Linked DNA regions of Homo sapiens: region 2 is linked to region 1. Evidence: chromatin contacts called from ENCODE Hi-C data. All regions are on one chromosome and are shown on one strand. Each heading gives the region's core, a stretch centred on a gene start or an enhancer-like site at or near the end of the contact. The rest is flanking DNA. Distances are from core to core; before and after follow the strand shown.

Region 1 (3,706 bases), core at 422-2,921:
GAAAGCAATCTGGGTGCACAAAGAACAGACACCTAACCCAGACCGAGAGGAGTTAATGAAGGTTTCCTAAAGGTCAAATTTTAACTGTTTTGAAGAAGAACAAAAGTTAGCTAAGTGTGAAAAGAGTCTTTAATGACTCATCCCCTGTCATTTCCATCATCAAAGTCATTACAAAATTTGATATGAAGCTCCCTGGGGTTGAAATCCCAGGGACATTACTCTGATCTTTCATACATCACAGGTAACCTAATGCAAAATAGCCCACCAAACGCTTTCTGGCACAAAGCACAAGCTTAATGTATGTTTATGAGTAAATAGTAACTACTTTCAGCTTCCCTCTTCAGCATATCCTGTACTCCACTGTCAACTGAAATCCTGACTCGTTAATCTGGCAGCAGAGAATATATTTCAGTTTTATTTCCTTCTTCATCTCACAAGTTCCCATCAGTGAAGAGTTACTTATCCCTGTATTACCCACGGGTTCTTCTGCTACTAGCCCTTTCCTGCTTATACCAGTCCCTCTGCCTGGAATGACTTCTTCCCCTTTCCTGAATCACTGACTGCAATTCCTGTGCAAGATCCCTAAAGACCAAGGACAAGTATCACCCATTTCATTTTGCCGCCTTTGGAAACTTTTCTGCATTACTAGGTTTTGGAGGCATTCTTCACACATTGTTCTGTAACACAGGTGAGTGTTGCTTAGCTCTCTTACTTGAGTATAGGTTACTAGAAAATATGAAATATCCCTTACACTACTGTGTGTAATCTAAACAGTGACTTGCTCATAAACGGGATAAAGAATTTCCTTTCTGTATCTAACTGTGAGGTCCTTACTCGATCCTTATGTTTCCAGCTTACTTTAAGACTTTGGATGACATTATTTTGTTGAATAGAAGCAGAAACCAGAGGGGGATAAGTGGTAGAAATGGTATTTTGTCGACACCGCACACTATGGAAGTGACGGTGGTGAGAACAAATGTCTGATGAGAATGGACTGAAAAAGCAGAAAAAAGAATTGAGGATAGCAAGTATAAACAGCTCTTTATTGAAGTTCTGCTGTAAACGGAAGCAAAGAAATAGGACACTAACTGGAAGAGGAAACGAAGTACTGAGCATACAGTCTCATTCAAGACCACCAATTTCTTAGAAGCTACAGCTCTTACTTTCTCTCTTTCATTTTCGACAGGCAATAAAGAGCAGGTAATGTGTACTGAAAGTTTATTAAGGGTCAGGCACTTGCAAATACTTTACGTATCTCAGTTAATCTCACAACCCTGGGACGAACTATCTTGAGTTCCGCTTTACAGACGAGAATATTGAACGTACAGGCTAAAGGTTCTTCCCAAAGTCCCACAGACATAAATTCGTGGGGCCTGACACATGTCTCTCACTTTAGTCACCTGGAGACCGAAAAGGGAAATTACCGGTTGCCAAACTCCAAGTTGCGGGAAACCCGCCTGGGCCCACCACGAAAGTTCCTCCAACCGCACCCTCTATGCCCGCCTCCGACCACGCGTCTCAAAAGAGCTGGTTTTGAGGACCCTTAAAGTCAGCCCCATAGGTTCCTCGGCGCTCACCTCGTTATTGAGGTTCAGAGTTCCCGGCTGAGCCATGGTAGATGAAGGAATATGATCCGCCGCTGCCTGCACGTGAACCGGTCTCTCAGACCGCGGCTGCGTCGCCACGCCCCTCAACGGAAGCCTCTTCTGTCCAAAACTCATCCGCCTTCTGCTCTAGCTGCCGCCTGGGAACAAGAAACATTGACGCTTGGAAGGGAAAACCGGAACTGAGACAGAACAACTACCGGCGCAGAGGGCTACGCAACGGAATTGCGCGTTCCTATGGAAACCAGACGGGGGCTGGTAGCTGGGCAACGTCTAGTTTTTCAAGATTCGGTTTGTGTGTGTGTGTGTGTGTGTGTGTGTGTGTGTGTGTGTGTGTGTGTGTTCCCTTGGTACACTGCGCTCGCATTGTACCGGCCTTGGTTTTTCTCTCTAATGGCTAGGGGGGCGCTGAACGGCGGTGAAAGAGCTCTTCTGAAATGATCACTTGAATGAACGATTTTTTGCTTCCATTTTTTTAAATCTAGTATTTGTGAAGATTTCTGCTTTTCTAACAAGCACACCTTTTTAAATCCTCGCAGTTTTTTGTTACAACCTGACATTATAGCTGAGGTGCGGACATTTTTTTCCTGCACACTATAGAAGGGTTTAAATTTAGGGAATAAACATTTGAAGCAAAACCAGGATACACATTTGGTACTGCCTGTGGGAATGGCTGTTTATTAGCCGGCAAGCATAGGAGACGTAAGGGAGTGTGTTTGAATTAGGTAATATATAATTGTCAACACCTTCTAGTATTGACCATTAAAATGTGTCAAATGGTGGTCCAAGAGCTTTACATAAATTAGCTCCAAATCTCCACAGAAATCCAACAAGATAGAAATTATTTTCCTTTTATTAATATTATTTTGTTAGAGACCCAGTCTCTCTTTGTCATCCAGGCTGGTGTGCAGTGGCACAGTCATAGCTCACTGCAGCCTCAAACTCTTGGGCTCAAGCCATCCTCTCACCTCAGCCTTCCAAATAACTAGGACTACAGGAGTGAGCCACCCTACTCTGCTCTGAACTATTATTTTACAGATGTGGAAAGTGACTTCAGAGGCACCAAGTGCCTCGCCCAGAGTCACTTGCCTGGGACTGTCCACTGCTACAGGACTTCAAGTCCAGCTACATAATACCTGGGGTACAGTGCAAAATGAAAATCCAGGCCCCTTTATTCAAAATGCAGGAAAAACGTTTCTTCCGGCGGAGGGTGGTGGCTCATGCCTGTAATCCCAGTACTTTAGGAAGCCTAGGCGGGCGGATCACCTGAGGTCGGGAGTTCGAGACCAGCCTGACCAACGTGGAGAAACCCCGTCTCTACTAAAAATACAAAATTAGCCGACCGTGGTGACGCATGCTTGTAATCCCAGCTACTCGGGAGGCTGAGGCAGGAGAATCACTTGAACCTGGGAGGCGGAGGTTGCCGTGAGCCAAGATCACTCCAGACTGGGCAACAAGAGTGAAACTTCGTCTCAAAAAAAAAAAAAAGTTTCTTCCATAGCGTCTCTTGACTCATCATGGTGTTTGTTAATTTACTATTTAATACGATGCTCCCTAAAGCACAGAGACATTAGGTTGTCAGGGCAGACCCTCAAAGGTGCCTGAGACCCCTGCCCCAAGACTCAGGTAGGAGTGTATACACTGGAGCAAGGTGGCAGCAGTTGCTGGGTGGAGACAGGAGAGCAGGAAACCAGAGAATCCACCTGAGGAGCTTTTGGGGACAGGACCACACATGACCTGAGACAACAAGGCCTTGGCACATGTTCCATTATCCCACTAGACTTCACTTACAAAACTCAAATTCAAAAAGGAAATCACTAATAATTTCAAGACTGTGCCCAAAGCTTAGTTAACCAAGGCCCACTTCTGAGCCTTTGCCGAAGAAACCAGCCTTGTCCAGAACCCATGCTGTTATCTCATAAAACTGAACTCCGCTTAGAATAGCTCTGACTTGGTAAAAGAAATTGGCATTCTTTTAGTTTGGTGCATTATTTGGACACAAATGGATTTAACAGATGACTTCCTGTTGGACCAGTGTTACATGAAGGTAGATTTGCCACTACTAAATAGTACGCTGAATTGTAATTGTTTCCTTTGTCTAC
Region 2 (3,596 bases), core at 542-3,041, 2.6 Mb after region 1:
ATTATTTTAAAAGAAACATTCTGGGCTTTCTTTAAAAAGCAGAGCGCCATATCATTTGTGGCCGATCTGCAGAATGTAAATGATGACAAGTGGAGGGAAGGTGAGGAACAAGCAGAAGGGGCCCCATTAACCTCTTCATAGGCCAGTTTGCAGGCTGCTTCCAAACTTAAAACCAGAGAGCTGGGCCCTCGAGGAGGGAAGACTGTGGATGTTGCTATGGGAATGTATAATACACACTTTGGGATACTGTTTTTCCACTTTCTCTCCCACTCTCTCTTTCTCAAAAGACAGGGAAAACACACCTGAGAGAAAACGCCAGCTTAAGTGCTACTTGTAATTCACACAGAAGTTCACCCTTGAGTTCTCTCAGCCTGGTTCCTATTTGCCTTCAACTACCTTTGACTTTGAATAAACTGCTGGTATAAAGACATAGAAAAGAAAAGCATCTATCAGCACACAGCTCCATCAGAACACAGGACACGGCAAGAAAGCATTACTCCCCCCATACTCCACATCAAACTCAAAAACAATGCTCCTGGCTGTCATTTTTCATTCATGCCAGCCCCGTATTTCTATTAAACAAACCTCCTTTTTATTGACTATTTCCCTCACACAGCATAATAAGGTAAACGTGAGCCCACAAAGACTACATGGTGAAACACAAAGCTTTCCTCTGGGAGGGGAATCAGTAAAAGGCAGAAGAGGACAAGTTTCAAGGGCTCTTCCTAACTGGTGTCTACCAAATGGAGAAATGATGGGGCTGCTCCTCTGCCAGAACTGCTGTGATTGACTTGAAATTAACCAGCTTTCCAAGAGACTACATGAAAAGAAAGAGTATTTCACAATCTTGAATAGTCTCCTCTCTTACTCTCTAATTTTCCCCAACCACCCTTACTCCCACCCCCCACTTACAAGAGAACTTTTGTATACATAAAGTTTCAAGGAACAAAGCATACAAACACTCACACACAAATAAACTCCCCAAACTAACACCAGCGTATAATTGTGTTTTGGTTGGAGCTTTTCCAGCCCTGTCACCTGTTCTCTGTTAGGAGTAAATGAAACCCTTTGCTTTTGCGAAGTTAGAAACAGACAAACTCTTCTCAGTTTCAAGCTGCACAAGGACCCCCTCATATCTTTCAGCCCCCTCAAACCCCCAACGAAATGAACTCACTGCTGAAAACCCAGCAATGAAAAAAAATTAATCTATTTCTCAAATACAGATTTTCGCTTCCCCTCACTCAGCTTCCCCTTTTAGCCGGAAACATATAGCGTTTCTAATTTCTCAAACCCCTTTTCAAGGGACCCTCCACTCAGGGCTCTTCCAGGGATCCCGCTTTCAGTCTTTCTGATGCAGGCAGGCAGCCCTTTTCCAAGCACATTTTGCATTCTTGGAGTCCAAGTGGGGCTCTTTCGTTTCCAGAGAAAGCTAAAAAGCAGACTTAGTGGGCTGGCTGAACTAGGTCCGACTTTTCCTCCCCTCCCCTCTGAACGGCTGCGGGGGGAGAAGGGAGCCCAAGATGAGACCCGGGCTCCGCTTATCCAGCTCCGACTTGGCTTCGAAGGCGCAGGGCAAGCGGACAAAGTGCCCACCGCTCACTTTAAAACTCCCATCCTCTTCTACCACTGCCTTCCTCCAAATTCCTCCGCAGAACTTGGCCGGCCCCCAGGAGAAACCAGAATCCTACCTTCCTTGGATTCTTCTGCTTCGGAGTGCATAATGTCAGGATAACCAGCTGCAGGGGCGATTACCGCTCACATGTACTCGGACGAGCCGCAAGTTCGCTCTGCAGCGAAATCCGCACACGACGGAAAATAAAAGGAAGAAAGCCACTAAAATCAAAACCTCCCCGGGGCGGGAGAGCGGGTTCTGGTGCAGGGATTTTCAGGGGGAAAGTTCTGCAAGAGTGACGAATCGCGTGTCAGCTGGGCGGCGGGAGTCCGCCCCCGGAGCCGCGCGCTCGGGCCGGCAGCCGGGCGGAGGCGACCTGGCGGGGCTGGCTCGGCCCGGGCGCACGCAGGTGGGGCACAGGCCCAGACGGCAGCCGACTCTCCCGAGACACAGGGCCGAGAAGAACCGTCGGCAAACGCACCAGACGGGCGGAAAAAAAGGTATAAAAAGAAAAAAAAAGTCTCATCTCAGAGCACACTGTAGTTTTACATAAATAGCAAATGCATATAGGGTAGAACCAATGCCTCTGTATTTTTGGATTACATTTTTTGATGCCCATTTGACTTTGTCTTGGAGTCTTGCAACCCAAAAATTACGGATTTTAAAGCGGCTTTGGTATGTTATTTTTGTAGGAAAGTCGCATGGATATCGTCCATGGGGTTGCAAGGACCAGCTTAAGAGAGCACAATTTCACAAGTCCCAGAGCGGGGCCTTTTGAAGAAAGTGGAGCGGCCTCCACCCTTACCTTTGCACAGCAAAAGCAGACGGGGCTGCTTACTCATTCAGTATAGCCCCGGGCGAGCACTGGTACTCCAAGCACAGCCCGGGCACTCATTGCTGCAGTTACTCCAAAGGGCCTTCCTCAGGGGGAGAGCACGGTTCCCTCCCGGCTACCAGCAAAAACTGGGGATGAATTCCTTCAAAATGCCAAAGGGGAGGTTTTCAGGATTTGAAATGCTGATAGAATAAAGAAGCCGGACAGCCTTCACAACAGATCTCAATTCTGCCCCCGGGTCTGGCCCACAGGCCCCTACAAATTGGCTGAGAGGAAGTCCCCTTAGCTCTGTGGAGCCTTGGTTTTCCCTTCTGCAAAGCGGGGACAAGAGCTGCCACTGATAGGCCTGTCTTACGGAGGTATTTTGTAGAACACTTGTTTTATCGCCAGTCTGAGGCAAAAAGTCCTCAAATAACATATCTGAAAGATCCGCTTGGAAATTATGAGAAAAAAATATACTCTTTTGACAAATTTATTTTCCAGTTCGTTTCTTTTTCTTCGTTTCCGATTTTATATAGGCAAAAACCAATAGAAACACTATGGCAAATTTAGTGAAAAGAACGTACAAAAGACATGGATTTAAGGAGTCTGAACTTAAATCCAGTTCTGCCATCTATCATTTGTATGACCTTATGCAAATTAACCTCTCTGAGCCTCCAGTTCCTCATTTGTAAAATGAAGATAAAAATAGTATTATTTACTTCACAGATTTATGTCTGTATTAAATAAGGTAATATAAGCACAAAGGGATTTGAAAACCATAAGGACTACATAGATTATTACCATTGCACCATTAAAAGTAAATTTTTATAAAACATACTCTTGGGTTTTATTTCAGTATTGACTTTGAACAGAAAAGAGTGCTTATGCTATTCACAAGCAGTGAAGGCTATTATAAATATTAATGTAAGAGGTCTAGATATTAAATCACATCCTACTGCTGAGAGATTCTAACCTGCCTAAGATTCTAACATGTTATCTCAATTTCACTGAAAGAGCAGGATGAAGGGAGGAAGATATAGCCAGCCAGAGAAGGGAGAAGAGGAGAAACATCTGGAAAATATCAGTGTTGCAGAGCCTCCCGGAAACTGACCTCGCCACCGAAAGGGTAACAGACTGCACCCTTCCGAAAGTCACAGTTAACTTCAT

Evidence for each region. Hi-C counts contacts between places; a loop is a spot of excess contacts on that map. Pooled maps may share reads with other maps.
Region 2: a pooled map shows a loop between it and region 1 (5-fold over the local background). The contact joins the promoter of TNFAIP8 here to the promoter of SRFBP1 in region 1. A Hi-C loop is called at or near these places in 1 of 37 single-sample maps with no recorded cell type and 7 of 50 pooled maps.

The regions. Positions count from the first base shown.
Region 1 is chr5:121,959,940-121,963,645 of GRCh38, reverse strand. SRFBP1 (serum response factor binding protein 1) reads right to left here and starts at 1,671. Exons shown (of 8, transcript NM_152546.3): 1 at 1,578-1,671. The coding sequence starts at 1,613. RefSeq lists enhancers at 1,686-1,735, 1,480-2,018.
Region 2 is chr5:119,354,214-119,357,809 of GRCh38, reverse strand. TNFAIP8 (TNF alpha induced protein 8) reads right to left here and starts at 1,791. Exons shown (of 2, transcript NM_014350.4): 1 at 1,689-1,791. The coding sequence starts at 1,719. LOC102723444 (a long non-coding RNA gene) reads left to right here and starts at 2,037. Exons shown (of 5, transcript XR_007058912.1): 1 at 2,037-2,112; 2 at 3,444-3,555. RefSeq lists silencers at 1,105-1,164, 962-1,256, 1,885-2,044 and an enhancer at 2,695-2,834.